Linked DNA regions of Homo sapiens: region 2 is linked to region 1. Evidence: chromatin contacts called from ENCODE Hi-C or POLR2A ChIA-PET data. All regions are on one chromosome and are shown on one strand. Each heading gives the region's core, a stretch centred on a gene start or an enhancer-like site at or near the end of the contact. The rest is flanking DNA. Distances are from core to core; before and after follow the strand shown. Region 1 overlaps LOC105374928 (a long non-coding RNA gene). Region 2 overlaps LOC105374928 (a long non-coding RNA gene).

What was found. A loop is a pair of places that touch in the nucleus more often than their neighbours do. ChIA-PET counts read pairs that join two places held with the same protein, here RNA polymerase II (POLR2A). Pooled maps may share reads with other maps.
Region 2: a loop to region 1 is called in a map of gastrocnemius medialis, with 2.2 times the contacts of the local background. The contact joins two enhancer-like sites. A Hi-C loop is called at or near these places in 4 of 168 maps with a recorded cell type or tissue (ascending aorta, endothelial cell of hepatic sinusoid, esophagus muscularis mucosa and 1 more), 19 of 37 single-sample maps with no recorded cell type and 15 of 50 pooled maps. POLR2A ChIA-PET finds 5 or more read pairs at or near these places in 9 of 52 experiments (GM12878, OCI-LY7, PC-9 and 6 more).

Annotation. Positions count from the first base shown.
Region 1 is chr6:11,432,734-11,436,281 of GRCh38, reverse strand. All of the region lies in intron 1 of LOC105374928 (a long non-coding RNA gene), which reads right to left. Among named protein-coding and RNA genes, the nearest start is that of TMEM170B, 100 kb to the left of the region's middle. Within about 2 kb of position 1,566, at least 14 of the 41 ENCODE cell types and tissues checked have a DNase peak (open chromatin) inside an H3K27ac peak, as active enhancers do.
Region 2 is chr6:11,471,318-11,474,757 of GRCh38, reverse strand. The region is part of intron 1 of LOC105374928 (a long non-coding RNA gene); the gene reads right to left. Among named protein-coding and RNA genes, the nearest start is that of TMEM170B, 65 kb to the left of the region's middle. Within about 2 kb of position 1,578, at least 2 of the 41 ENCODE cell types and tissues checked have a DNase peak (open chromatin) inside an H3K27ac peak, as active enhancers do.

The sequences.
Region 1 (3,548 bases), core at 317-2,816:
CTACTGTGTTCCTTGCCCCAGCATTTAGAATATGAAGTAGCCAAGAGAAAGGCCTTGGACCATGTGGATCTCAGAAAGCTCATCTGGTAGGGCCCCTGGAGTGAGCAGAAGGGGACCAGGGTTGGGTGAGGCGTGGTTGGAGGCAGCACCCCTCTGAAGCCTGTGAACTTGAGAATGGTCTTTATGAGAATGCAGAATCATCCATTAGTAAAGTGCTGCCTCTCTCTTTCCACATACCTTCCTAGGGCACAGGAATTGAAGAGACTGAAGAGAGATGACAATTAGACCAAATCAGCGTATCACCAGCTCCCTGCTCAAGGAGTGTTAACTGGTTGGGCAGGGGGCTATTCAGGTGGTGTGTTGCGTGAGATAGTATCCCTGCCTCAAAAAATCTGTGCCATCTTCCCCTTCTACCTCAAACCCTTTTCCTGCCTTTACATATAAGTGTGTGCATGCACACAAGGCCATGAAGAGGACTAGGGTCTTCCTCACACCTGATTCTATGCAAGATGGATGTAGCCTTCCATGCTGGTGTACTTTTCCCAGTATAGACACAGAATAAGAAGAATAGGGATAAGAATAAGAATAAGAGCAGAAGAGCAAGGAGAAGGAGGAGAAGATGGGAGAGGGAAAGGAAGAAGAGGAAAAGTTATCTTTTATTTGATGTTTGCTAAATGGCATGAATTATAATAAAAGCTTTTTGGCATAATCCCATTTAATCTAATAACAACAACAACTCATAATTTCCAATTTGTAGATGAGGAGACTAATGCTCAAAGAGTTTAAGCAACTTGCTCAAAATCTCACATAGTTGGTAATTGTTGGAGCCAAAATTTTTAGCCAGGTTTGGCTATCTCTAAATTCCTTTCTCTTTCCATTCAATGAATCTACAGGGGGTTCTAGTATCACCTGGAAGTATCCAAACAGCCCACAAGGAGCAGTGCTCAAACTGGATCATGATGTGGGAGTCACTTTGATTCTGACGCTGTACAGAATTGAATTCCTTGTTATAACACCTGTTTGAATTTTGCTTCTCCACACACTGCTCCTTGGATGCCTAAGCACAGCCAAGAAGAACTCCTAACTTACCTAAAGTCCAATGTCCTGGCGATGCCTTGAGGATCAAGAATTCAGGGTATCAGAGTCCAACACAGTGCATTGCACCAAAGAGGAGCTGTTGAGTAATTCAGTTGATGGCTGTCAGCCATACATTGCTTCATGCACAAGAATGCATGTGTTACTGGCAAAAGAAAAGTGACTTCCTAAGATCCATTCTAGTTCAACCACGTTAGTTGTCCTGATCATAGCAGCCACTGTGAATTCAGTTGGTTTTGTTAACTCCCCATGATGCAGTATGTACACAAACTCTGTTTGCTAAGGCAATGCAGAGTCAGTAGTTTATTCAATGTTTACAGAAAGTGATAAGAAAATCAAGGACTAGAATCAAGTGTCTAGGCTCCGGATCAAGTTACTCCAAGGTTGCAAGGAATTTTCAGAGGCATTTCATAGCTTCTTAAGAATGCTTTCTTGAAATAAAGCCTGGGGCCGGGCACAGTGGCTCACACCTGTAAATCCTAGCACTTTTGGAGGCCGAGGCGGGTGGATCATCTGAGGTCAGGAGTTTGAGACCAGTCTGGCCAACATGGCAAAACCCGATCTCTATTAAAAATGCAAAAATTTAGCTGGGCATGATGGCGCGTGCCTGTAATCCCAGCTATTTGGGAGGCTGAGGTAGAAGAATGGCTTGAACCCAGGAGGCAGAGATTGCAGTGAGCTGAGATGAGCTGAGATTATGCCACTGGACTCCAGCCTGGGTGACAGAGCAAGACTCCGTCTCAAAAAAAAAAAAAAAGAAAAGAAAAGAAAAGAAAAAGAAAGCAAGCTTGGGTTGCTGAGATTATGGCCAGCATTCTATAACTGAGTCTGGGATTGTAAAGTAAAGAAGCACCAGCACCTCCTTTGAATTGTTTTGTTTTATTTTTCCAATTCAGCAAACATTTCCTGGTCATCTGCCCTTTTAGAGCTTTGCCACTTAGCCCTATAGAGGACACTAAGCAATAGGAAACATAATCACTGCCTTCAGAATATTACAATCTGTTGACAAAAATAAGTCTTCAACTAACATGCCCCAGAGGGTGAGAAGAGCCTGGCCCTAAAGATACTCACAAAATGTGAGAGAAGTAAGCAGCCCAGAGAAGTCTATTCCAACAGGCAGTTATGTATTTCATTTTGATCATGTGTTTATTCTTGTGGTTTGATTCAGTATGACCTTTGGAGCCTCACTTTGGACTAGACATCGAGCTACAGAGTGGAAATAATTGATCTTACATTTTTTGTTTAACTAGTTCACTATACCTAGTAATTATGGAAAAGTTGCATATTTCAACAGATTCCTTTGTCATTTACTACTCTTTGGTGGGTCAGAACATAATAGTTCACAACATATACATGCTGATTTTTAGATCTCAAAGTCAGAATATAGGGTTGAATATGTAATTATAATAGATAACATATATAAATTATGATAACATATATGTTACTATGCCAATAAGTTGTACTTAGGCCCTTATATACTTCATGTGGCTACTTTCTCTTACATTGGGGAAAAAATATAAAACCTCTCTCTTAAAATCCTACTATTTAGAATAGATGTAAGAAGTCAAATTGTACCCTCCACCTGCTCAGCTGAGTGGCAGAGCTCTATCTTTAGAATGAAAAATCCAGACTGCTGAGTGGTGATAATTTAAATTCTCCAAAAGAGAAAAGTGGGAAGTTAGAACAAGTATGAAAGAAATGAATGAAAGAAAACAAAACATTAGCTCCCAAAGAAAAGATACAGGAAGTTAGGGAATTGAGAAAGAAAGAAAAGATAGACCAAACACTGTTTGAAACAGAACAAAAAAATTCTGAACAGAAGCCTGACTTACTATAATCCATTATATCTTTGCTGATACACCCAAAATAGGATTCAATTTAGTTCCCAGTAAATGACACCAAACACCAAAAACAGCTAGTGACTCACAACTTAGAAAATCAGTTGAAAGCGCTTTCCAAATAGATCTGAGTTTATACTTAGTATTAATAGAACTGTTTCCTTTTCCTCTAATAATAGGTCAGAATATACAATAGCATTCTCCAAGATCTAAAAAAAAAATTTTTTTAAATATCACATTTCTATTTTAACATGAAATTCTCTTCTTTTGATTTTTTTTCTAGTTAAGTGCAGAGAGCATTACAAAAGCACTCAAAAAGCTATTGAATCTTGATGTTTGAGAAAGAGGAATGAGTTATAATTGTGGCATGATAGTAGAATGAATTACAGAATGAGTCACAGCAGTAAAAATAGTATTACAGATGGTGCTTTAATACCTTAGTACTTTTCCAGTCTTCAAGAATTCACTGTCAACATCCCCAATTGTGGTCCACTGTAGTGGTGGTCACATTTTAAATAGCCCCTTCTTTATTGAGTCAGTGTTTTATTGCAGTACCAGTGCCTTTCTCACTTGACTTTCAGCTTGTAGTCATTCACCACATAAAAATACCAGAAG
Region 2 (3,440 bases), core at 329-2,828, 38 kb before region 1:
CTTGAGCTGTGCAATCAGGAAAATCATAGTCAGTGTTTGTTAACCATTTTTCTCTGGGTTTCCATATTTTGCAGGACTCTTCAGCCATGAAAAGCGTGAAAGCACGGTCAGGATTACAGGGACAGCCGGAGCTCAGTGAGGGGCTAAGATCAGAGTGGACTGGCGACGTTGGGACTATTTTCTGGGAGGGGCTGGTCTGCAGGTAAATCCTATTGGATGCACACGGATTTTGCTAGAGAGAAAGAAGTGGGTGGTGAGGAAAGAGTGGGAAGATAGAGACATGTACAAAACAAAAAGCAGTTAGAAAAACTAAGTTAGACTTTCCTACCTCCAGGAAAAAGGGTTTAAAAGGGCACTCCGATGGAAACAGGCAACATTTAGTATAGTCATAGAAGTGGAACGGGATGAAGCTATGGTGGGTTTTGAGCTGCAGCTGGTATGGACAGGCAGTAAGAAGCTACTGGAAACCTCAAGCAAGGGTGGTATCAAGGGGCTGGTGTTTCAGGAAGGGAAACGTTTGTCAGTGTCAGGCTAGTTGCAAGGACATAAGCTTGGAGTCAGTCCTTGATACCACATCTGCAACTAGGGTGTAAAGTGTAGTAAACTGGAGATCTGCATTCTGATGGTAATAATTTTAATAGAGATAAAGGAGTGATTCCAAGAGGCAGTATATGGTATTTTACTTAATTCTTATAATAGTCCCCTCCAAATAGGTATTATTATTCCAATTTAGAGGTAACTGAGTCTCACTGATTTATTAAATAAGTTACTCAAGGTCAAACAGTGGAAGCGAGGTTCAGAACCGGCAGATTCAGTGAGTGGTGGATGAGTATGAATCGAAGTATTTTTATTAGCATGTTTTATAAAACTGATTTTTGTTTTTTATTTTCCTTATTTCTCCTAGGTCTGGGAGCCCAAAATTGGTTTCTGTACATATGTATATCAAAGACAAGTGCGGGGTAGGTAATGCCAAAAGTGAAAAAGGATGGCCAGGTTTTTTTTAGTTTTCATTTTGAAACTAAGTATTTGGTTTTACATAAATCAAAGACGAGTTCCTTAAAATAAACAACAGTCTAATAAAGACTGATAATGGGCGATTACCAGCTGATTAAGGCAAGCGCCCTTCACTAAGTTTGCTCCAAGTGTGTCCCTCTGGGTGGTGGTGACCCTGCGCTGAGAGTAATCGCAACCAGAGGTCTGAAGAGCACCTGCTCTGAGCGATATTGCAGTGCTTTGCAGAACCCGGGCAGCCCACCTGGGTAATTCAGAAGCAGCGCAGAATCCACTTGCAACACCAGGGTGAGAGGGCAAAGCTGAGCTGAGAGTTGAAAATACAGCTCAAGTTTTAGAAATCCAGATTTTAAAAACTGGGAAGCCCTCTTTCTAAAGAAAAACAGAAGCTCGCAGTTTTGTTTCATTATCCACCGGTGCCTTGGAGCCATGAACTTTCCCCCACTTCGGAAACGTCTCTGGAAAATTCATTTCATGCTTGTCTACTCCAGTAAAATCCTTGACTGAACTGTTACAAAACAGGAGACTTGGCCCCAGGAATGTGAGAAATCACCCGATACGGTGGAGCCAGTTGGCATCCTCAAGAGCCCTGGGCTTCTGACCTTGGGTTTACCTGTCATCTTGGACCGTGACCTTCTCCCAGCAGAGGGGACTTTCTGATTGTCCCTGTGCCACGGGACAGGGAAGTGGACAGAGCACATGTATCACATTCTTTCACACCCTAGAAAATAGCCCCTAGCCAAGGGAGGGCTCCCAGATCCCAAAATGCTGAGATTATAGGCATGAGCCACTGTATGTGGTGATTATTTTAGATATATATCCAGAAATGGTATTGCTAGAGCATCTGGTAATTCAATGTTTAATTTTTTGAGGAACCACACGCTATTTTCCACACTGGCTGCATGCACCATTTTACATTCCCACCAAGAGTGCATGAGGGTTCTATCTTCTCTACATCCTCGCCAACACTTATTTTCTAATGTTTTTAATAGTAGCCATCCAAATTAAGATGGCCTAATAGTAGCCGTCCTAATTTTTAAATAGCAGCATTAGTACATTTCTAAATCGCATCTCAGGTGCTTAGAACTGGAAAAGTTTGAATCTTGATTCATGGCACATGCATCACCACTGCATGGGTGCATCTTTCATGTAGTCCAATTTTAATAATATAACAAATACCCGTGAACTTGCCACCTGCTTTAAGAGCCAGGACATCATAATTAGTTCATTATCCATGTGATCCTCAACTAATGCATTCATTTACCTACACCAGAGGTAAACGTGACCCTGAATTTTTACATCTTTGTTTTGAAAATGCTTTTATTATATCTATATGCAAATGTATGTATATCTAAAACATATATTATTTACTTCTGCCTGTTTATGAACTTCATAACAGATATGTGTTTCTCCAGACCTTGGCATTCTCCCAAAGCTCCAGGTGATTCTCCTGCACTGCCAGGGGCCAGCCACTATTGCGGCACTTCCTACCTGGCCTCTGTGCCAGCTGCCTCCTTGGGTCACCTCTGTGAACCATCAGACTGGTCTTCCTTTGGCTGACTTCAGGAATTCTGCTTCATTCAGGCCTGAGGCACAGGTTTTCTGGAAGTGGTTCACCAGCCTCTGGTCTCTGATACATTCACCCAGGGTATCTGTTCTCATCTTTTTCTGGGTCTTAAATCATTCAGGTAAGCTCTTTCCCCACCCCGAGTTTTGGATCTGCCATCCTCTCTCCTGTCTCATGCCCTTTTCAGTATGCTCTTTTGTCCCCTCACCACCTCCATAGTATTTATTCCTAACAATAGCAAAGAAGAGGTAGTGAAGTTGCAAAACCTGGGTACCTGAAAAACTATGTACAGAGAGGAACAAAACATATAATGTTCCCTAGTATCTTTAGCCTCTGTTGACTGGGAAGGCAGAACTGGAGTTTAGAGAAACCTCAACATACAGGAATGGGAGTCCAGTCACTCTTTAACACACAAGCCAGCAAGCACGTCTCACATGGGGATGACATTGGCTGTGTCTCTGAGTATACAACATTTGTTCCCCTCTTCACTACTTCACTTAATGATCACAAATAAGCTGTGTGCTGCAGTGTGGATTAATTCCTTTGATTTAAACAGGTTGCAAAGAGTCTACAGTGAGAGCAAGACTTCCTTTATTCAGGGTTAGCCTGGTCCCCAGCACAAGGAATCAGCTTCTCAATGAGTTCAATTGTCTCTGGGGTTTCTGTCCATGTCCCGGAAAAGCTGTGCTCTTTAAAAGACCAAAGAAGATGATGGACGAAGTGATCTGCTGTGTTTGCCTCTTGGGGAAATCACGAGTCCATGGGAATAGAGTTGGGATATCCCTTCCTGTGGTTCTTCGGTTGTAACATTAAAATTTCCCCCCTCCCAGTCAGGTCTATGTGTCAGAAGTTTTCCAGTTCT